Regions from separate parts of the Homo sapiens genome. Here all the other regions are linked to region 2. Evidence: chromatin loops called from intact Hi-C (ENCODE). Cell type or tissue: CD14-positive monocyte. All regions are shown on one strand.

Region 1 (8,000 bases), 140 kb before region 2:
CCCAGCTACTTGGGAGGCTGAGGCAGGAGAATCGCCTGAACCTGGGAGGCAGAGGTCGCAGTGAACCGAGCCACTGGACTCCAGCCTAGGCAACAAGATTGAAACTGTCTCAAAAAAAAAAAAAAAAAAAAAAAAAAAACAACTCCTGGGCTCAAGCAATCCTCCCACCTTGGCTTCCCAAAATGGAGATAGAACTTTTAAAATAATTTTTTTTTTACATTTAAAAGTTATATCTCAGCTTGGTCAAAAAAAAATTAAAACAGTACCAAAGGAAATACATAGGAAATAGAGATCCCCTTCTCCTATTGGTAACCCTAATGTCCTGCAAATCCCCCACCCTAGTCCCACTGTTGACAGTTTCTCAGATACTGTTTTCAAATGTTTTATATATTTATATTTGTTTTTGTAAATAGGATAATACCGTATACACTGTTCTGCGATTTGCTTTCTTCCCTTAGCAATCTGTCCGTGAGATGGATCCAAGTTCATTCATGCATCTTTTGTGCTTTTTAACAGTTGAACGATAATGGATGGATACATAGATGATTTTCTTTTTTGTTGTTCTCACTACAAAAGACAGATGCTACAATAAGCAAGGCTTGCTTGTGACTGTGCATACAAGCTTTCTCCAAGAAAAACTATTACTGGGTTGAAGGAATGCGTATATGATTGTAAAATACTGCCAAACTGCTTTGCCCGGGGCTCTTCCGAGTGACCTTCTCACCCAGTGTCTCTTGGTCCTCATGATGCTCACACATCTCAATTCTGGACATTACCAGTGCCTGTAATTTTCAGCAGACAATGAGTGAAATATGTGATCGCAATATTTTATTTTGCATTTCTCTCATTAGAAATGACACTAATGACCCAGGCGTGGTGGTTCATGCCTATAATCCCAGCACTTTGGAAGGCAGAGCTGGGCGGATCACCAGAGGTCAGAAGTTCGAGACCAGCCTGGCCAACATGGTGAAATGCCAACTCTACTAAAAATACAAAAATTAGCCAGGCGTGGTGGCGCATGCCTGTAACCCCAGCTACTCAGGAGGCTGAGGCAGGAGAATCACTTGAACCTGGGAGGCGGAGGTTGCAGCGAGCCGAGATCACACCACTGCACTCCAGCCTGGGTGACAGAGCGAGATCCCATCTCAAAAGAAATGACACTGAGCCTATTTTCATATATGCATTCACCATTTGTGTTTCTTTTCCTGTCAATTGCCTATTTATATTCTTTTTCCATTTTTTCCTTTTTAAAAATATTTCCGATTTTAAAAACCCTTTATATGTTTTGTATATTAATTTTGGGGGTAAGTTATATGAAAATATTTTCTCCAGCCTGCAATGTTTTTAAACATTGTTTATGGTGCGTTTTGTCATGTGGAAGTTTAAAACCATTAGGTAGTCAAATGTTTTCATTTACGGATTCTGAGTTTTGTGAATCACCCATCCCAATATTATTTATTTAGGGAAAATGCTATTTTCTTCTAACAATTTTTAATGTGTTTTTATGTTTAGCTCTTTATTTATTTTTATGTTTGGTATAAAATAGGGACTATAACTTCACCGTCCAAATGGATAGCCAACACCGTATTAAATAGCCCATCCTTTTCCCATTGATTCACAATGCCATTATATCATGTGCTAATTTCCCCCATAGTCCTAATCTGATTTGAAACGCCTCCTCCTGTTCCATTGATAGATTAATCTACTCTTGACCCAGCTGCATAGGTTTAATCGAGGTGGCTTTCTTGTGTGTTTCCTTATCTGGCAGACTAAGTTCCCATTTATTATTCTCATTAGTCCTTGCTTGCCATGCATTTTCTTTTCCAGGTGATTTTTAAAATCAGCTTGTCAAGTTCTCTGAAAAAATCCCAGTTAGAATTTTGTGCAATTACATGTAATTAATAGGTTAATTTATAAATAACTTATGTTCTTATAACATCAAGTCCTTCAATTTGAGATCATGGTTTCTCTCTCCATTTATTCAGCTTTTCTTTTATATCTTTTTTCTGCTTTCTCCATATAGTTCTTAAACCTGCTCTGTTACTGAGTGTGATGTAGCTTTAATTACCTTTGCAAACAGAATCTTCCTTTTCCATCATGACATTTTCTGGTTAGGTTTTGTGGGTATCTAGGAAAGTGATAGTTTCGGTAGGGTACTCTTAAATATCTGTCTGAATTCTCTTATTCATTTTAATAGTTTCTGAATTTATTCTTTTGGCTTCCCTAGGTAAATGATCTTGTTTTGTGCAAATAATGGCAGACAGTCTGTTCCTTCCAATGCAACTCATTTAGGGACAGGGGAGTTGTTCTGATCTGTTTTGTGCTGGCTGGGACCCGCCGTGCAATGCTGCAGATCAGTGGCATGGTGCTTTTGGTTGTCTCATTTCTTTTTTTTTTTTTGAGACAGAGTCTCACTCTGTCGCCTAGGCTGGAGTGCAGTGGCGCGATCTCGGTCACTGCAACCTGCACCTCCCAGGTTCGAGCAATTCTCCCACCTCAGCCTCCTGAGTAGCTGGGATGACAGGCATGCGCCACCATGCCTGGCTAAATTTTGTATTTTAAGTAGATTTAAAATACAGGGTTTCACCATGTTGGCCAGGCTGATTTCGAACTCGTGACCTTAAGTGATCCACCTGCCTCAGCCTCCCAAAGTGCTGGGATCACAGGGATGAGCCACTGCACCCGGCCTTGGTTGTCTCACTTCCGATTTCCAAGGATGTTTCTGCTCCAGGAGGAGGATGCAAGTCAAAGACAAGGAGTGCAACAGGAGTGCTGGGAGATGGGCACTCACCGAATGGTGCCCAAATGGGACCAGCACCGTGGATAGGAGCTGGAAAACTTAGCCAGTGGTGAGCCACAGGGTCTTCTGAGCCAGCTCAACCCACTGCGAGGCTCCTCTTTGGTGAGACGTGGTGCTGGAGGCGTGGTCAGGGCCAGACACCAGGAAACTCTCAGGCCACAACCTGTATATCTCTAGATAGTTCTGGTCTTCTTTAACGTGTTCCTTGAATAGAGCAGAAATCGGCCTCCTATAAAATCCACTCCTGGATCCCGGTTCTCCCCTCAGGAGATACATGGAAGCCTCAACTGTTTGAAAAACCAGGCAGGTCTCTCTTGAGGTTTCTTCAGGCCAAACCCTCTGGGTTACTTCAGCCATTCCGCACGCCCCTCTTAACCCCAGGCCATCCCAGATCCACCTCCCATGACACACTCAACCTGGTGCCTGTCCTTCCTAATGGGGGTCTCAGAACCCAAGGCCTGCAGAGTGGACTGACCCTCCCACCGGGCGCCCCTCCACGAGTGCAGTCTCACAGACAGTGGCACCAGGGGGCGCCCATTCAGCGATCCAGCTTCACAATGTATTTGCCATCGACTAAAATGCCATCGTCTTTTTCACATGTGCTCCTGCTAAGCTAGATTTGGAACTTTATTTTTATTTATTTATTTATTTATTTATTTATTTTTGAGACAGAGTCTCACTCTGTCGTCCAGGCTGGAGGGCAGTGGTGCGATCTTGGCTCACTGCAACGTCCGCCTCCTTGTTCAAGCAATTCTTCTGCCTCAGCCTCCGGAGTAGTTGGGATTATAAGTGTGCGTCACCATGTCTGGCTAATTTTTGTATTTATAGTAGAGGCGAGGTTTTGCTATGTTGGCCAGGCTGGTCTCGAACTCCTGACCTCAGGTGATTCACCCACCTTGGCCTCCCAAAGTGCTGGGATCACACGTGTGAGCCACCGTGCCCAGCCGAGACTTGGAACTTTAGATTGTTTTGTCCTAAACTTCCCATGGCTACACCAGCCCGTTACTCCAGACCATTGAGGTCAGCTTCATCCTGGCTCTAGCACCTGGCATGTGTGCCATCCTCCTAGCTGGATGGCAGCCCCACATTGGAAGGCCTGCCTCCTGGATCCTTATCTGAATTGCTGATGTGAATGAAAGGAGGAACCAACAGCACAGACGCCTATGTCTGGACTGACACTGGTGTGGCCTCAGCCAGGCCCATCTCTCTCCCTGTGCTCTTCAACAACAACAAAATCACAAATGAACCCCATAAAATGCTTTATGGAAACCTATAGATATCAGATTAAAGATCACAATCTGGTGGCCCCTATGTTGGATTTAGTGTTCTGTTCACCCAACCCATATTTTTAAAAATTATGAACCAGTTACAAGCATTTTTAAAAATTCAGAGATTTCTACATAATAATCTGGATTTTCAGCTTTCCTTGAAAAATCTGAAGATCTGATACCCTTGATTATTCCACAGTGATGTAGCTGGGGTGGGGCGTGTATTAGTCTGTTTTCACGCAGCTGATAAAGACATACCTAAGACTGGGCAACTTACAAAAGAAAGAGGTTTAATGGACTCACAGTTCCACGTGGCTGGGGAGGCCTTACAATCATGGCGGAAGGTGAAGGGCACATCTCATGTGGCAGACAAGAGAAGAATGAGCTTGTGCAGTCAAACTCCCATTTCTAAAGCCATCAGATCTCATGAGACCCATTCACTATCACGAGAACAGAGCCGCCATAATTCAATCACCTCCCACCGGGTTCCTCCCACGACACGTGGGAATTGTGGGAGTTACAATTCAAGATGAGATTTGGGTGGGGACACAGTCAAACCATATCAGAGTGGAAGCATTCCCTTTCAATGGGGCAGTTCTCTTTGATGTGTCACCATCCCCACCTCGCCCTGTCGCCTCACTCGCAGCCTGTTCCACTCATTTACATCACCCGCCTGACTGCTGTAGGCCACTGAGCTATGATATTCATCAGACGCAACTAATTACCCAACTTGTGAGGCCAGCAACCACACACTGGTAAACAGGTTTAGTTGACTTGGTGTGTTCCCAGTGACCTCCTGCTGGTTCCCAGGCCCAGCACCTGCTTTGCCTCTCCTCACAGATCATGCTGTTAGTAATCTCATCTAGCCTCTTGCCTGGGGTGGACGTCAAGCTCACTACACTGTAAACTCCAAAACAGCCCACGTTACTCCCGGTGACAATCAGAATTCCCCCTGGCCTGCCCTCAGGTGTCCTGGCTCTCTCCTCTCAGCATCCCCCATGGACTCATGGGCACCCCCGGTTGAGCTCGCTCACCCAGAGCTCTCTCTCTTCCCTGGGATGAGGCTTGGTTCTACGGAAGCTGGGGTCGTCACAGCCTGTTTTCTGCCTTGGGGTTTGGTCCCAGTTCCTCAGAGCAGTGACTTTCAGTTCCTTTGCAGGTGTGACCTGTCTGCTCCTGTTAGAGCCTCCTTTCCCCAGAGGGCAGGGTGGGCCCCACTGGGGAGCTGGAGGGCTCACTTTTGTCACTGCACTTGCCACCCAGAACACTGTTACTGTCCCTTTCTGGCATTTCTTGGTTTCAGACAATCTCACCTACCCCTCAAAGAAGGCGGAAGCTTCCTGTCGTGGTCTGGCCCTTTGCCATCTTTCAGTGTTCCTCACTGAACGGTAATCCCCTCCGTGTGCCCCCAACGAGTCATTCACCATCTTGTGCTAACTGCATTTCTTCCTGATCCAAACTTGCTTTCTGGAGATGGGGGCCATGCAGAAGGGAAGGCGGGTGTATCAGGAGGTCTGGTCTCTGGGGACTGAAGGGATGATTTTGCCAAAAGGGTCAATGTCACTGGACCACATGCCATGGTAAACCTTGGACAACCAGTTCTCCAGGGAAGAAAACAAGCCCGTGATTTGTAGTGTTTGCCTATTTCTACCGTGGAGACACTCTAACCACAGCTCCCACCAGAGTGGCTGCATTCACAACCAGCTCTTGGGGTTCCTGGAAAACTGGGATTTGAGCCTGTAGGAGCCAGTGCCAGCACCCCATGGGCATGTGTGTTATCAGCTCACATCTGCCAAGTCCTGGCGAGGTCTGCCTGCCTCTAGGACTGTAGACGTCTTTATTAGAGACTCCTGTCACACCTGTTAGGAGTCAGACAGATTAATAATCACTTCTTTTTATTTAGAGCTCTTTTAATCCCCAAACTCTTATTTATAAGTTATTTTATAAATTAATAATGATATATCATATATTATATTATAATTAATAATGACATATATGTCATATAACATTATTAAAATCAATTAATTATTAAATAATTATAATATATAATTATATATTATATTATTATTAAATATATAACATATAATAGATATTATATATTACATATTATATAAGTAGTAATTGCATATTATATAAATAATATATATTATATATAATATAAATATATTTATTTATTATAAATTATATTTATTTATATTATATTTATAATTACATTATATTATATTAACTTATTTATAAGTTAATCAGTTTTACCTCTTCCTTGTGATCAGGTTTGGGAAGGATGTTTTTTCTACCTGCCTGGTCTGCTTCCTTGACTGTGTGATCAGGGTCAAACTGCCCATTCTTCTGAGCTTCAGTTTATTTATCTGAGAAATGGGAGTTGCTGGTCCATTAGCACAGTTAGCAGAGCAGGTGCTGCATGATGACCGTGGCTCTCACTGACTGGGAGCCACGCCCCGGGCTCTGTTAGTTCGTTAAACCACTTGGGCAAGTAGGTCTTGAAATCTTCATTCACGGCCAAGGAAACTGGTTTGGTCTCAGAGAGTTAGATACTGTACTCTAGATCGCACAACCAGTTGGTCGTGGAGCTAAGATTGACATTCGTAGCTGACATGGTGTTTTAAAACTTAGTCACAAACATTAAAAAATCGGAGATTTCATCTAGGAATCTGGACTTTTACCTTCTGAAAAATTTAAAATTCTAGCACCCAAGGCCTGTGTTACCCCATGATGCTGTAACTGGAGCTAACTGGAAGCTGCTGCCTTTGAAGGGGTGTTTCCCCCATGGGCCCCAGTCCCCGCCTCTCCCTAGTGTCCCACACCTCGCCTGCTTCACTCACACCAAGTTTCACATTTCGTGATTTTCCCCATGGGCCAGAATGAGAGGAAGAAACTGAGGCACAGAATGTTTTGGCAATTAATTCAGCTCAAATCAGAGAAGCCACAGCAGAGCTAAGAACCGGTCTTTCATAGTCAGGCTATGTGATCAAAACCACAGCGCCTCGGTGGCTCACGCCTGTAATCCCAGCACTTTGAGAGGCCGAGGCGGGCAGATCACAAGGTCAGGAGATCGAGACCATCCTGGCTAACACAGTGAAACCCCGTCTCTACTAAAAATGCAAAAAAAATTAGCTGGACGTGGTGGCGGGCGCCTGTAGTCCCAGCTACTCGGGAGGCTGAGGCAGGAGAATGGCATGAACCCGGGAAGCGGAGCTTGCAGTGAGCCCAGATCACGCCACTGCACTCCAGCCTGGGCGACAGAGCAAGACTCCGTCTCAAAAAAAAAAAAAAACAACCAAAAAACCACAGCGCCTTCTCACTACAAAGCCATGACTTTACAAACTGTTTTAATCCCTTCTGTCCCCATATTGCACTTTGTATAACACTCCCCTTCCTAGGAAACCATTTGAATGGGTGTCTTTTTATTTGAATATGTTCTTACAAAACACTATTGTTGTCTTGGGTGCATGCATTTTAAATTGACTGAAGTCATATCATAGCTTTCATTCTGTGTTCCCCCTTTTCACCAAAGGATCTTCCATGCTGCTGCGTGCACAGCAAGCTCTTGCTTCTGGCTGCTGCAAAACACCCCATGTATGCCTTGACCACACTACTTGTCCACTGTCCCAGTGATGGGCATCCAGGTTCCCTGCAAATCTCTGCTGCACAAAGAATGACAACCCATATAGGTGGGTTGTCAAAGTGAGCCCTGGGGTATATGCCCAGGAGTGAAGTTGCTGGGTCATAGCATATGCTCATATTTAATTTGCCTAAATTGTACCTGATTATTCTCCACAATGGCTGTCCTGGTCTATGTTCCTGGGTTTCTCTATCCAGCACAGATGTTGAGAGAGACGGGAGGGCTTTGCACCAGTAACTAGGCCCTTGGAATGGAGCTCAAGGCAGGCTTGCCTCATGTCAAAGGCACCAGA
Region 2 (8,000 bases):
GGGGTCATCAGAAGCCTCCACTGAGCTGGACATCCCGGGTGGCCTCTTCATTCACGAGTCCAGAACAGTGGAAACTGGCTCAGTATCTCGGTATCTCGGTAACTCTCTCTCTTTCTCTCCCTCCCCCCATCCCGTGTCGTGTGTGTGTGTGTGTGTGTGTGTGTGTGTGTGTGTGTGTCTTTCTCTCTCTTCTTGCTCTCTCTCTCTCTCTCACTCACTTGCTGGCTCTCCACACAGCCTCTCCACATGACTATCTTGGGCTTCCTCACAGCATGGTGGCCTCCCTGCAGTCGGGCTCTGTAGATGCTGGCTGGTTTATCACAGAGCAAGCATTCCAAGAGACTGAGAAGGAGCTGCAAGGCTTCTTGTAACCCAGTTTTGAACCTTGTGCAAAGACGCTTCCTCCGCATTTTATTAGTTACATAGAAGCAGCCCAGACTCAGTCCAGGGATTACCAGGAGGCATGGTGTGGCAGACTGGGAGTAAGGGGAGCTTTGGAGAGGAACTACCATGGATACCCCTTTCCCACTCAGCCACAGGCCTCTGGGGCAGCCAGCCTCACCCTCCAGCCTGAGGGTGAACAAGATGGGTCTAAAGGTGATGCCTTCCCCTTGCCAAGAATGAGCATGTGACCCTGTTTTGGTCAATGAGATATAAGGGGGATGTCTGCTGGGCTTCTGGGGAAGTTTTCACATTCCTAAGAGAGAGTCTTCTTCCTCAGGTCATGCTCGGATTTGAATAAGTTTTCTGGAGCTGCCCTGGGCATTTTCCATCAGCCTGAGGATGACACCATCCCTAAGAAGGGCAGAGCAGACAGGTGGAAAGACCCAGGGCCCTGGATGCCACAGTGTAGCCCATCCACAGCCAACCCTGAAGCCCACCCTACTTTGGGACTCTCTGTTATCTGAAATAAGCCAAGACCACGTCTCTCTCTCTCTATATATATGTGTGTGTATGTGTATACATATATACACATACATACATATATGTGTGTGTATATATATACATATATATCACTCATATATATACACACATACATATATGATATATATGAGTAATATATATGTGTGTACATATATATGAGTGATATATATGTGCATATATATGATATATATAGATATATAGATATGTATGATATATATAGAGATATATCATATATATATAGATAGATATGTATCTATATATATATAGATATATATATCACTCAGGCTGGAGTGCAGTGGTGTTATCACAACTCACTGCAGCCTCAAGCTCCTGGGCTCAAATGATCCCACCTCAGCCACCCCTTAGCTCTCCTATGCACAGAGGGCTGTACAGTAGATGGCTGTCTGAATTTGGCCTGCGGGCCATATTTCGCTGATCCCTGGTTTAAAATGTCAAGGAGTAAATACTGCTGACACAAGATGCTGACTTAAGGCTGCTTGTCCCTCTAATCCCCACTGTAAATTATCATTATAATTATCCACTGATGCTCAGGTTCGCAAATCTGCAGATTGTAACTTAATTTAATTCTTGCTTGAGTGAGAGGATGAGTTTACCTTAAGCTTAAAAGATGGTAACTTTTAAGATTAAGGTAATGGGTGTGAGGTGGGTGCTGGGCTTCTGTAAGAGAAGTCAAGACTTGTAAGGAGAAAAATATTCTTACAGCTTAATAAGGCAAAGGAGAGTCACTAGCAAGAATCAAAGTGCTTATTGCCTTTTAGATACTTCCCCAGTACCCCACTTCCTGACCAAACCACAAAGGTCACTTCCTCTTGCCTCCAATACACACACCTTTAACTGAGAAACCTTAATCGGGGTGGGGATCATGTTGGTCACCAAGGAGATGGGACCTTGAGGGAAGAGAGATAAAAAGAAGTAAAGAAGTCTGGGCATGGTAGCTCATACCTGTAATCCCAGCACTTTGGGAGACCGAGGCAGGCAGATCACCTGAGCTCAGGAGTTCAAGACCAGCCTGACCAACATGGAGAAACCCTGTCTCTACTAAAAATACAAAATTAGCCGGGCATGGTGGCGCATGCCTGTAATCCCAGCTACTTGGGAGGCTGAGGCAGGAGAATCACTTGAACCCAGGAGGCAGAGGTTGCAGTGAGCTGAGATCATGCCATTGCACTCCAGCCTGGGCAACAAGAGCAAAACTCTGTCTTAAAAAAAAAAAAAAGAAGAAGAAGAAGTAAAGAAGGCCAAGCGTGGCGGCTCATGCCTGTAATCCCAGCATTTTGGGAGGCCAAGGCAAGTAGATCACTTGAGGCCAGGAGTTCAAGAACACCCTGGTCAACATGGCAAAACCCTGTGTCTACTACAGATTAAAAAAAAAAAAAAATCATCCGGGCATGGTGGCACACGCCTGTAATCCTAGCTACTCAGGAGGCTGAGGCATAAGAATCACTTGAACCCGGAAGGTGGAGGTTGCAGTGAGCCAAGGTCATGCCACTGCACTCCAGCCTGGGTGACAGAACGAAACTATCTCAAAAAAAAAAGAAAAAGAAGAAAAGAAAATAAAACAGGTGGGGAGGGAGAGACTGTGTAAGGGAGAGGGTGTGGCCTACTCCGCCCACCAGGGTGTGATTAAGGAATGTACCTCCATGGTCTGGGCAGATCCAGGCCCTAGGGAAAGCTCAGGGGTAAGTTGAAAAGACCATGGAAGCCACTCCTGAATCTCCACCTCAATGTGGACTCTGTAAGGGCTGGGCCAGATCTCTTAAGCCTGAAGCAAAGGACAACTGAACATTTTCCAAGGTCCTTCCTGTGCTTCACAGGCTAGACCGTTCTGCCCTGGACTGGACTGTCCCACACTTCCAGGAGAACCCCATGCTCTGGGGTCTCCCTGGTGTTTGGAGAAGCCATTTATCCATGCAGACAATTTGACAAAATGAAGGGAGATATGCAAGGATTTCTGAGGAAATTTTAGCTGTGGGGAAGCTTCATAGAAACTGAGGTCCAGTGTGCACTTTGGGATCGAAATATTTCCTTATTGAAAAGAAGAGGCTCGGAGACAAAAAGCCGGAGTGCGTGGAATGTCACGTGCCACGCAGAGGTGCCAGTCCTGGAGCCCCATCTCTGCAGGAAGCTGTGTCCCTGGGTGGCTTCTCCTGATTTGGGGACCAGCCTCTCAAAGGCAAAGTGCCTGGGCGTTCAGATTTGCAGAGCAAGTTAGAAAGTTAGACAAATCGGTGTTCCCATTTTTGGCCCTTATAAAGACAAAATGTCAACTTGATACTAAAGCAAAGACCCATATCTCATGGCATACGATATTTATTTATTGATTGAATCAAAATCAGATTCCACTGCTGCATACTGTCTGGTTCTGCTGTACGAGAACGCAGTAGTGGTTAGATATGCTGCAGAGCTATTCATATCTCGTGAGTCATTGGAACAGTGCGTTTTGAAATGGTGTCCCTTCACTTTCTGTTTAGGGGGAAAAGAGGAAATAGTTCTATGACAACAGCAGTATTTTCTAATATTCTAGGTTTATTCTAATTTTTTATTTATTTATTTTTTTTAGACAGAGTCTTGCTCTGTCACCCAGGCTGGAGTGCAGTGGTGCAATATCGGCTCACTGCAACCTCCGCCTCCCGGGTTCAAGCAATTCTCCTGCCTCAGCCTCCCAAGTAGCTGGGATTACAGGCACCCACCACCATGCCCAGCTAATTTTTGTATTTTTAGTAGAGACAGGGTTTCGCCATGTTGGCCACGCTGGTCTTGAACTCCTGACCTCAAGTGATCGCCTGCCCCGGCCTCCCAAAATGCTGGGATTACAAGCATGAGCCACCATGCCCTGCCTATTCTAATATTTCTAATTGTAATTTTGGAGTTATGATTTTTTGGGGGGGGGCTATGATTTTTTTGGGGGTTATGATTTTTTTAATTCGAAATTTCTCCCACCTGCAGATACTATTATTTAGAGCAGAGCTTAACTTACTCAGAAGTTCATGAGATCTCAGATCCAGAAACTTTTCCCAAGAAGCTTGGACATGGATTGCTGGTAAACACAAAAACTGCATGGAGGGCAGAGCAGCCGGTTGACTCCCCCTTGTCAATATCTTAAAGTGGAAAAGCTTGACTTAGTGACTGTCATTTTGTCTGCGCAGCCCTGGTCTTTTCTTAGGCTTGCCTGCTTGTATTAGTCTTGGGTGGCGAGTGAAGATAATAGCTCAGTGTAAACTAGCTTAAGTGACCTGCGGGACTGTGTTGGCTCAAGTCCTGGTGGGGAGAATAGGGCTGGGCTAGTTGCAGGACTGGCTGGAACCAGGGACTCTAACTCCATCAGGGCTCCTGGCTTCTCATCTCTACTTCTCTCTGTAGGATTGTTCCATTGTTTTCAGACTGGCCTTTTCATGAGACAGGGGACACAGCCACTAGCAGATCTAGATCTAGATCCTTAGACTTCACAACCAAAGAAGAAAAGGGACCCTCTCCCCTGGATCCACTTTAAAAATTCCTGTGGAGGATGGTGACTGAGAAGCGTTCCTATGCCTACCCCTGGGGCCAATTTGTTGCAGGAAGGGATGGAGAAATACCATTAACTAGCAGGAGGGTATAATCTGTTACCAAAAGAAAGGTGGAAGGCTGGGCCCGGTGGCTCATGCCTGTAATCCTAGCACTTTGGGAGGCCAAGGCGGGTGGATCACTTTAGGTTAGGAGTTTGAAACCAGTCTGGCCAACATGGTGAAACCTTGTCTCCACTAAAAATACCAAAATTAGCCAGTCAGGTGGCACGCATGCCAGTAATTCCAGCTACTCAGAAGGCCGAGGCATAAGAATCGCTTGAACCCGGGAGGTGGAGGCTGCAGTGAGCCAAGATCTCACCACCGCACTGGCGACAGCCTGGGCAACAGAGCGAGACTCTGTCTCAAAAAAAAAAAAAAAAAGAAAAGAAAAGAAAGAAAGAGAAAGAAGGAAGGAAGGAAGGAGCGGGGAGGGAGGGAGGGAGAGGGAGATTGAGAAAGAGAGAGAAAGAAAGAGCGAGCTAGCCAGGCCAAACAGAAGATGTGTTCTGCCTGTCCCTTCTGGGAGCTGCCCCTTCCCCTCCATCCAAAGGAAGCTGTCCTGGAAGACTGGCCTGCCCCTTTGCCACAAGGATTCTTAGATACGGGCACCTGCTGGTCCATCAGAGTCTTCTCCCAGGAATTGAGAACTGGAGCTCAGAGGCGCCAGCTCTGTTTGGCTGCTTGTGTGTACTGAGGAGCTTTCAGAGGAGCTATTTCTTTACCTCGAGGATGGGAGAACCGCGAAACACAAATGGCTGGGCCACAAGACAAGAGAAGAAGGAAGCAGCAAGCCATGGAGAAGCGGATGCAAAGGGCTGAGCACGCTGGCTGATCTGCATCCTGGTTGCAGTGATTCCTGGGATCCAGCCACATCTCTGCTGCCAGTCTCTGCAGCACACTGAATCCAGACAATAACCCCCCTTTTTCCCTTAAGGTAGCTCATATTGCACTTCTTTTGCTTGCTATCAAAAACATTCTAACTGATACACAATCTCAACCTAAAACAGTCTCAGCCCTCATAGCCTGACACACAGCCAGTAGCATGGTGAAGCAGGTGAGTTCTGGCACCAGGCTTCCTTGACTGTATCTTAGTTCTGCTTCTTCCTAACTTGTGACACCAGACACGTTGCTCTGCTTCTTCCTAACTTGTGACACCAGACAAGTTACTTTTTTTTTTTGGATGGAATTTCACTCTTGTCTCCCAGGCTGGAGTGCAATGACACAATCTTGACTCACTGCAAACTTTGCCTCCCAGGTTCAAGTGATTCTCCTGCCTCAGCCTCCTGAGTAGCTGGGATTACAGGCGTCTGCTATCATGCCCGGCTAATTTTTTTGTATTATTAGTAGAGACGGGGTTTCACCACGTTGGCCAGGCTGGTCTTGAACTCCTGACCTCAGGTGATCTGCCCGCCTCACCCTCCCAAAATGCTGGGATTACAGGCATGAGCCACCATGCCTGGCCAAGTTATTTAACTTCTATATGTCTATTTCTTCATCTCCAAAAAGGAAATATTAATATACCTACATTATCGTGTTGTGAGAATTAAATAAGTTGATCCACGTAACACAGTGCCTGACATGTAAAAATCACTCCATAACATTAACTATTATTTGTAGTGGGAGATTGCAGTAGTGCCTAGGAGAAATTTTATCATCTCTTTAAAGATCAAAGAAACAAACCAAGGAAGATAGCCTCCCCACCTCCACCACGGATCACATTCCCAGCTTGCTAGAGGTGTCATGTTGAATCCTCTGGCCGGCATTCCAGACACCGGCTGCCAATATGCAGAGGAGATAAAGATCTCCAAGAAAGTTGAAATGTTACTAAAATGCTTGTACTGTAGTATAAGGATAATAACACTTCCTCAGACATCATTTTAAAAGTATGAAATTTGGCCAGGCATGGTGGCTCACACCTGTAATTCCAGCACTTTGGGAGGCCGAGGCGGGTGGATCACTTGAGGCCAGGAGTTCTAGACCAGCCTGGCCAACATGGTAAAACCCCGTTTCTACTAAAAATACAAAAATTAGCCAGGCCTGGTGGCAGGCACCTGTAGTCCCAGCTACTCAGGAGGCTGAGGCAGGAGAATTGCTTGAACCTGGGAGGCAGAGGGTTGCAGTGAGCTGAGATCGAGTCACTGCACTCCAGTCTGGGCAACAGACTAAGACTCCATCTAAAAAAATAACAAAATAAAAAATAAATAAATAATATGAAATCTGCCAGGCAAGGTGGCTCATGCCTGTAATCCTAGCACTTTGGGAAGCTGAGGCAGGAGGATTACTTGAGCCCAGGAGTTTGAGGCCAGCCTGGGCAACTTAGTAAGACCCGGTCTCTACAAAAAAACAAAACAAAACAAAACAAAAATTAGTCCCAGCTATTTGAGAGGCTGAGGTGGGAGGATCGCTTGAGCCTGAGAGTTTGAGGCTGCAGTGAGCCGTGATCGCGCCACTGCACTCCAGCCTGGGTGACAGATCAAGACCCTGTCTCAAAAAATGAAATAAAATAATATGAAATCTGAGTGTCAACATATATACGGAGTGAAGGACATGACCTGCATGTGGTTTAATCTATGTACACAGAGATTCTTTATAATGAAAATTTCCTGCCGTGTGCATATATGTGTATACACAAAAGCAACGACCCTAAAAAAAAAAACAAAGAAAAACAAGGAGCAAAAGAGCCAAGTAACATATGCCTATAAGGGGGCATTGTTATTATCATATTAAGAAATGAGGTTTGGACCCGGCACAGTGGTTCACGCCTGTAATCCCAGCACTTTGGGAGGCCGAGATGGGCGGGTCCCTTGAGGTCAGGAGTTCGAGACCAGCCTGGCCAACATAGTGAAACCCTGTCTCTACTGAAAATACAAAAAATTAGCTGGGCATGGTGGCAGATGCCTGTAATCCCGGCTACTCGGGAGGCTGAGGCATGAGAATTGCTTGAACCCAGGAGACGAAGGTTGCAGTGAGCCAAGATGATGCCACTGCACTCCAGCCTGGGTGACAGAGTGAGACCTTATCTCAAAAAATAAAAATAAATAAATAAATAAATAAATAAGGTTTGGAAGGCTCAGTGGTGTGTCTGGAAACCTGTGTTAGTTGGTTTCTTGACTATCCTTTGGTTTACTCTAGCAGCTATCGGGTTTATACAGCAGTTAACACAGTAACACAGTTAACTTAGTTTATTTTCACTTTGAGTAATATAATTTTGGGAAGAGCTGAAAAGGAGTGGAAATAAAGAAAGACTAAGATAATTTTTTAAAAGAATAATAGGAAATGAGATTTTAAGAATAAAAGCTAGAGAAAAACCAACAGAAGATAATTGAATCCCTTTGGTACTGCCATCAGGCCGGCTCTTTGTACTTTATGTTCCTTGCACCCATAACTGATACGTGTTCCAATCTCCCTTCCTAGAGTGAATTCTTTGAAGTCAGGATGCCCATCCCTATGCCCAACCCACACTGGAATTGCACTGTTTTTTTAACCTGCTGAGTGGAAGGTAAAGGAAAT
Region 3 (8,000 bases), 170 kb before region 2:
TTAAAAAAAGTTGGTAAAGCCACTTCTTCTCAATGCCATTTATACAGATAATTCTTTAATATTTACTTCAATTTATTCTTTAGTGTTGAATTGGTCTTGTTTTCTATTTCCTCCCATGTCACTTCTGTTAAGTTATACGTAATTTTCAGAGAACAATCTATTTGTTGAGATTTTCAAAATTTCTGGCAAACAATCATGCATAGTTTTGTATAACTGTAAGTTTTCTCTTTTATTGTGGCTGTCTTCATTTTCTCATTTCTAACTGTTTGTGGTGCCCAGGGTCCTGGCAGGAAATAGATGGCATGTTCAACAGGAGTGATAAAGACAGGAATGGCAAGGCAGCCAGTGGCTGGCACCCTCAGGATCCATTCCCACCCCTGAACTGAAGAGGCAGTGGCCAGAGCTGTGTCACCAGAACCTGGCAGGGCTGCAGCTAGGAGACTCCAGAGGTGGAGTTCTGTCCCTGCAAATCTGCAGCAGGCAGGGTGGGGTCAGTGGAACAAATCAGCCCATCCCCCCTTCACTCACCCTGCTGGTGCCTCGCTTCAGCCAAACCTGGGTAAAGCAGCCCCCGGAGATTTGCTGGCTGCACAGGGCAGGTGGAAAAGGGTAGAGAGTGGGTCTCGCTGGGGGAGGGGAGGCAGGGAGAGGCTGTCCAGCTCACTCGCATTTGTTTCTTTCCTTGATTCTGTTTGTCACAGGTTTGTCCATTTAATCTCCTACTTTTCAAGTGACAGGCTCTTAGGTTGGTTAATCTCTTCTGCTTTTTGTTTTTATATTCTAAAAAATGATCTCTGGACCGGACACAGTGGCTCACGCCTGTAATCCCAGCACTTTGGGAGGCTGAAGCAGGCGGATCACCTGAGGTCAGGAGTTCAAGACCAGCCTGGCCAACATGGTGAAACCCCATCTCTACTAAAAGTACAAACATTAGCCGAACATGGTGGCGGGTGCCTGTAATCCCAGCTACTCCGGAGGCTGAGACAGGAGAACAGCTTGAACCTGGGAGGCAGAGGTTGCAGTGAGCCGAGATCGAGCCATTGCACTCCAGCCTGGGCGACAAGAGCGAAACTCAATCTCAAAAAAAAAAAAAAAAAAAAAAAAAATCTCTGTCTTTTCAGGAAGCCCTGTTGCATCTGTAGGACTGAGATCAGCTTCTGTATTTCTCTTCTTCCCTCTCTTTTTTAAATCTTTGTCTTTTCCTCTAGTACCACTTTCTTGAGTGTGTCTTTTTCCTCGTTCACTTTCTCCAATCCATAGCTGCTATTTCCTGCCTCTGTCGTGTGTTAAATTCTGACTCTAAACGTCCCGGCTGTCCCTAATGGTCAGTTTCCTTTATCTCAGTTTGCTCATTTTTCACAATCAATCCCTCCAATTTCTGATATGCAGTGGTCTCTCGAATCTTCCTGAGTTCACAAATCAGACTTGTCCAGAATTTATTTTTATCAGTGATTCTATTTAAGATGGAAGTAACTCCCTGGAGTCCTTAGGAAAATGCCCTTTTCTGGATGGTGACATGTTTTCATAGGTCAGGTGATTTTTCTTTTCTGACAAAGAACTGTCGAGAACAATTGGATCAGATTTGTTCAGAGATGGGAGTGGGTTAAAACGACTGGCACTGGATGGGAGATGACAATTCAAGATCCAGCCGGTGGTGGGGCCAGAGATGAGGGTGTGGTGAGACACACAGAGGATGGGCTCCCTCCAAGGGTTGAGAGGGGGCGCCTCATACCTGGGTCTTGTCTTTGAGTAGCTGTCAGACGAGGAATAGCCCGCTGGACCCTCAAGCTGTTGTGGGGGTGCTCAGCCAGCTCCCAATAATACTCGGCCAGCCTCACCTCCATCTCTCACCTCCTGGCCAGCTGAGCCACCTGTTAATGCTTTCTCCCTTCTGGAGGGGTCCATGTTAGCAAGAAATGGCCTCTTTTCATTCATCAACTTTAGCTTTCTCTCTGGCTGTGATTCTTCAAGGTTTGGAGTGGCGAATGGTGAACAGTTTGTTTCCCAAGGTTGCCACACATTTTCTTGTCCTTCTACATTGGTGCAAATAGTTTTTTTTGTGTTTTTTTTTTGAACGCAGGGTTTCCAGCCCCCGTTCTCCTACCCCATCTTGTCCAGAAATCTGCAGAAACACAAGTCTTAAGAAAATGCAAAAACACAGACAAAAACATTAGAAATTAGAAATGATACGTAACAAGAGTCACAAAAGGATTTAAAAGCAATTACAGGAGCAGATCAGCAAAGCAAGATAGGAACACAAAGAGGTTCTTGAATTTTATAGTTGGATTCTCTGTCTCTCTGTGGGTCTGTCCATGGTGAAGATGTTCCTGGGTCTGGCTGTCAGTGTTCATTTGGCTAGGAATGGCCACACAGAAATGCTAAGATTTATCTGAAAGAATCAAACACGATGATGTTTCTTCCTACTTCCACGGGCTTGTCCTCCCATATTAGAGTAGAACTTCTCGTACTACATCAGGGTTGACCTGGTCCAGAAATGCTCTTCTACTGAGAAGCACCTTCCTGCCTCTTCTTTGCCTCCACACTCAGCACAGGGTGGGCACCTGTCATCACCCAGCACCTGTGGGAGTCACATGGGAAATTTGCTGTAAGCCCCCCTTCATTTGGGAATGGAACAAATCTCATTTGTTAGCAGAAGGAAGTACTGTTGGGCCCAGTGCTATCCTAACCCAGATCTCCAATGGGAATAATCCTGATCTGATTACTCTGAAAGGTCATCCAGTCACTGGGAGGAGTCTCAGCTGAGAGCCAGTGTTAGCGTAACAAGGTGTTACCAAATCACCACAAAGAGCTGGGGAAGGGCTGGGCGGGACCCACTGCCCCTAAAGAGCAGTGAGCATGTTTTCCAGGTTATGTTCCAGGGCAGCAATTGCCAAACACTATTTAGTTGTAGAATCTTTGCTTTAAACATTTTGCATGCAAGATATTGTGTGTGTGTGTGTGCATGTGTACATACACACATGCATGCATGCATGTTACATGTATACACATGTATGCATATGTTGTGTGTGCACATGTATATGTGTGTGTGTGTGTGTGTATATAGGACCAGAGTGAAGTACAAACTGCTGGTGGGGTGGCAGGCCAAGTGAGCACCTTCCTCCACCGCTTGGCAGAGCCTCCACACCCGTGGAATACAGTTTGGTACTACTGCTCACCCAACGACTTGTGTGTGGCGGGGCTGATGGGGTGTGTGTGGGGTGGTGCTGTATGTTTTCCCTTGAAGGTTGAAACTGATTCAGCCCTGGGGGTCAGAATGTCCAGCCCTGTGCATTGGCTATGCAGGGTCATTAACATCTGCTGAGATGTTACTGTCTAAGGGGGAAGTATCTTCTTCCTGTTATACTAGCTTTTGAATTCTGATCTGTTTTGGTAACATGGAGCTGTTTCTTTGTTTCAGTGTTTCTAGAACATCTTTGAAAAAGCCATAAAGGTTTGTCTGCCACACTTGATTGAACCAAAAAGCCTTTCCTGTTCTGTGCGCCTGCCTCTGACTCTCCCTTCGTGATTATGTTCTTTCTCTCTGTCTACAGGCTGATGTTTGGGCTGGCTGGAGCTCTTCCACAAGTCAGCTGCCCTCAGCCAAATAAGAGGCTGTTCTCACCCCTCACCTCATTTGCATACCTACAGGAGGAAGTGCCAAGGGAAGAGAGCATTGAAAAATAAGAGCACAGCAGAGTTGAGCTATCTCCACATTTGTCTGGCAGGCTCTGCAAAGGGGATTGAGGCCAGTGGTTCTCTGTGTCCCAGAGGTGTCCCTGGGAGATGTAGTGTCACTGGACTAGAGATTCATCCTTGCTATCTCTGATGCAAGACGATTGTATCAATTCAGGCTCTGGAGGTAGGACAGGGAGCAGAAGGATGGGGACTAAAGCCATGGAAGAAAGACAGAAAAATCACCTTTTCTATGTGAAGTGAAGAGACATGTGGAAGTGAAATTACTCAAAATTCTTTTTAAGTACCCATGATGCAAAAGCCATAAAATAAAATATTGTAAAATTAGCCACATAAAATTGTAAAACATCTACACAGCTTTAAAAACAACCTGTTAAAAATAACTCCAAAATATATTGTAGCATATATCAGAGTCTTATTCATAACTAAGCAAAAAATGATACCAAAATAAGCGAGTCAAAGACACAAAAGGGAATTCACAGAAAAAGAAATACAGATAACTAAACATGGGAACATGCTGAAGGACTTTTCTCATAAAGAAAGGCAAATTAAAGCAAGTTATCATTCTCACCTCTCAGATTTGCAAAGATTAAAAGGTCTGATAACAGCCAGTTGGCAGGGTGTGGGGAAATAGACACATTCATATCCGGTTAGTAGGAGAAAAAAAAGGCCACAACTTCATTGGAAGACAGTTGGTACAGTTGGTAGTCTCTATCAAAATAGCAAATCTCCAGGTCATTTAGCCAGCTGTCACCTTCTAGTGATTTACCTACAATCACTAATAAACGTCAACACGTGTACAGCACATGGTGAAACATGATGAAAATAGTAATAAACCATCTCTCACTTGGCTTGAGAAGACCTCTATGATCTTTTTTGGTGAAAAAAACAAATTTCAGAAAACGGTATACATAGTATGATATTATTGGCATCTAAAAAGATATGCATATATAATCTTGTGGGTATGTTTAAAATTTCTGAACTTACTTACAAACAGGAATAGGAAATCTAAGAAGAGGGGCTCATGGGAGTGGGGAAGGAGATGTTTATTTTTTATTTTATATCTTTCTGTATGGATTTCATTTTTTAAAGTTAGTATATATTTTAAAAAATCTAGTTAAACAGGGTCAAGTGCAGTGGCTCATGCCTGTAATCCCAGCACTTTGGGAGGCCGAGGTGGGTGGATCACCTGAGGTCAGGAGTCGAGACCAGCCTGACCAATATGGAGAAACCCCATCTCTACTAAAAATACAAAATTAGCTGGGTGTGGTGGCACATGCCTGTAATCCCAGCTACTTGAGAGGCTGAGGCAGGATAATTGCTTGAACCTGGGAGGCAGAGTTTGCGGTGAGCCAAGATTGCGTGCCATTGCACTCCAGCCTGGGCAACAAGAGCAAAACTCTGTCTCAAAAAAAAAAAAAAAAAAAAAAAAACTCTCTCTACTAAAAATACAAAAATTAGCCAAGTGTGATGGCAGGAGCTTGTAATCCCAGTTACTTGAGAGGCTGAGGCAGGAGAATTGCTTGAACCTGGGAGGCAGAGGTTGCAGTGAGCCGAGATCGTGCCACTGCACTCCAGCCTGAGTGACAGAGTGAGACTCCGTCTCAAAAAAAAAAAAAAAAAATCTAGTTAAACAAAACATACCAATAACATATGTAAATGCTCAGTGGAGTGCCTGTACCTGAGGGGGTGAGTGTGTGGAGCTTCTACACTGAGGCACTGGCTTCATTACAGAGGCTGGTCCTGTCTACAGGGCTCTACGGGCCAGGTGAGCCTTCCGGGCTCAGGAGAATCTTAAGTAGCAAAATGGGGCAAGATTATGGTGGGTGAGAACAGACCAGCAGCTTTAAGTAAGAGCCTAAGATCCAAATAGCTTTCCCTCGATCTCCTGACAGCCTTCTGGCCTCAGCAGCCGATGGATTCCATGGGTGTTAGCTGCTGCCAGGGTTTCAGCAGGCTGAGGGCCACCGCAGTGTGCCCCTCTCCCAAGGTGCTAGCACTTGACAGCCCCCTTTTCCTCTCACAGGTTTTAGGAAAGTGAAAAGTACCTTCTCCTCCTCACATTAGAGATGACTGTGCCAAAGGAAGGTAGAGCTTCTAGAAAGAGAAGAGAATCTGGGATTCCTAGGACCTTCTTGTTAGAAACAACCCCAAGACTTGCTCTCCAGCTGCTGGGGCAAATCCAGGTCTCGGCAAGGCTGGTGGCCAACCCCTGGGAGATAATCCACGGGGCATAGTGTCCAAGAGGATGAAGCCATTTGGGGGTGGCAGGGAGCTCAGCGGGAACGAGGTGCTGAGTGATCCCTGCCCCTGACAGGTGGCCCCTCTGTGGCTGGGCCTGGCTTTCCATTCACCATGGGCCGCTCTGCTTGGGCCCACTGGAGTCGTGTTTCTTCTTCAAACACCCCCTCTTTTTTGTTGTTTTTTTGTTTTGTTTTGTTTTGTTTTGAGACGGAGTCTCACTCTGTCGCCAGGCTGGAGTGAAGTGGCACATTCTCGGCTCACTGCAACCTCCGCCTCCTGGGTTCAAGTGATTCTTTTGCCTCAGCCTCCCAAGTAGCTGGGACTACAGGTGTGCGCCACCACGCCCAGCTAATTTTTGTATTTTTAGTAGAGATGGGATTTCACCATGTTGGCCAGGATGGTCTCAATCTCTTGACCTTGTGATCCACCCATCTCAGCCTCCCAAAGTGCTGGGATTACAGGCGTGAGCCACCGTGCCTGGCCTGCAAGCACCCACTCTTGCTCTATCTTCTTGGCAGCCGAGAGGTTAAGAAAGCCCCTCCATGTGGCAGACTCCTTTAGATCAGATCCTTTAGCTGCCGGGTCCCCACCTAAATGACCCCCCCCAACCTTTTCCTGGTGCTCCCTGAGTGCAGAAGCAGTGGGGGAATAAGAGTGCCTCAGCCCACGATTGCTGGACGTCAGGACTCACCTCCATCTTAAGAGAACGGTCAGCTCCGAAATTCGGAGACTTTGTGTCCAGATTCCTCAAGCTGTGTCAGGAAGTCTTGTCTTTTCAGTTAAGAGGAAACCGGGTCTTCCTGCATGGGTTCTAATAAAGTCTTTGATCTATTTCAGGTATCGGAATTGCGTTTACACTTACAGAATTCTGCCCAATGAAGATGATAAATTCACTGTTCAGGTGAGTCCTTTATAAACCTAGAAATCTGAACCTGACTTCAGCCGATACTGGCAGAGAAAGGGTGTAAACGATGAGGAAGGAAGTGCACGCGCAGGTAGCCGGACGTGAAGGCCTGGCTGAGCCTGGCTTCCTCCCAGGTGTCCATGGGGTGGCTTAGCTGGTAAACTGGGGCCCTCCAAGTGACCCTGCTCTGTGACATGACGGAGTTGCATGCCACAGGCTATTTGTGGTCCATAGGTGTGAAGAGGAAACGAAGGTGAAGCAGACTGTCCAGAGATGAAGGGAAAGGAGGGGCTGTGGCTTGGCCGACTGTTGTCTTCAGTCTCTCAAAGGAGAGAGAGGAAGTGGCTCAGGAGGGAGAGAAGGGAGGTGAACTTACAGGAGAACAGACCGTGTTTTCTGAGGGGCTGCGAGACTAGCACAAAACAGTGCCTTTCCATTTGTAGAACTCTGTTCTGTCCGAGGCTGGTGCTCACTGCATCTGATTTCACCAAGCAAAGTCAAAATGTGCAAAACTTGCAGTTCATTTTTTAATATTTTTTATTTTTGAGACAGAGTTTCACTCTTGTCACCCAGGCTGGAGTGCAGTGGCGCCATGTCGGCTCCCTGCAACCTCCACCTCCCAGGTTCAAGTGATTCCCCTGCCTCAGTCTCCCTAGTAGCTGGGATTATAGGTGCCCGCCACCATGCCCGGCTGATTTTTGTATTTTTGGTACAGATGGGGTTTCTCCATGTTGGCCAGGCTGGTCTTAAACTCCTGACAGCGAATGATCTGCCCACCTCGGCCTCCCAAAGTTCTGGGATTATAGGCATGAGCCACCCCGCCAGGCTGCAGTTAAATTTAAAAACAAAAATCAGCTGCACCCGTCCAAGCCCGGGAAGGCCACCCTAAGCACGGTTTACTAAAGCCTTTGTTTCGCCACAAAATGTGACAACTGAGTGTGTGGAAGCCAGGAAAGCTATTGTTATCTGGCTACATGAAGAGCACATGGAGGTGGCAAGAAGGAAGGAGACAAAGTTTCCACATCCCGGGTGTGTGTGTGTGTGTGTGTGTGTGCACGTGACAGAGAGAGAGAGAGAGAGATGCTCAGTTCTCAGGGACTAGAGTAAGAGGCACAGCAGTGCATCCACGTCCCAAGCAGAGTAGCCGGGGTCGACAAAG

What was found. Peaks named below come from ENCODE experiments on the same cell type or tissue, not always from the same donor. Only the 100,000 strongest peaks of a DNase experiment are listed, where the experiment ranks them.
Region 1: a loop joins it to region 2, with 2.7 times the contacts of the local background. A loop is called at or near these places in 43 of 110 quality-filtered maps.
Region 3: a loop joins it to region 2, with 4 times the contacts of the local background. A loop is called at or near these places in 15 of 110 quality-filtered maps.

The regions. Positions count from the first base shown.
Region 1 is chr2:233,095,505-233,103,504 of GRCh38, forward strand. The region is part of intron 2 of INPP5D (inositol polyphosphate-5-phosphatase D); the gene reads left to right. Among named protein-coding and RNA genes, the nearest start is that of INPP5D, 39 kb to the left of the region's middle. In CD14-positive monocyte, CTCF peaks have their summits at 3,350 (motif pointing right) and 3,551; a DNase peak (open chromatin) is centred at 5,427; H3K27ac peaks cover 3,563 bases.
Region 2 is chr2:233,239,361-233,247,360 of GRCh38, forward strand. No RefSeq gene overlaps it. Among named protein-coding and RNA genes, the nearest start is that of ATG16L1, 8.3 kb to the right of the region's middle. RefSeq lists a silencer at 3,435-3,629 and an enhancer at 7,921-8,000. In CD14-positive monocyte, no CTCF peak of the experiment used is centred here; DNase peaks (open chromatin) are centred at 3,381 and 5,651; H3K4me3 peaks cover 2,891 bases; H3K27ac peaks cover 4,163 bases.
Region 3 is chr2:233,072,561-233,080,560 of GRCh38, forward strand. INPP5D (inositol polyphosphate-5-phosphatase D) reads left to right here. Exons shown (of 27, transcript NM_001017915.3): 2 at 6,775-6,838. Among named protein-coding and RNA genes, the nearest start is that of INPP5D, 16 kb to the left of the region's middle. RefSeq lists an enhancer at 725-1,430. In CD14-positive monocyte, no CTCF peak of the experiment used is centred here; DNase peaks (open chromatin) are centred at 3,272 and 3,631; H3K4me3 peaks cover 2,916 bases; H3K27ac peaks cover 6,335 bases.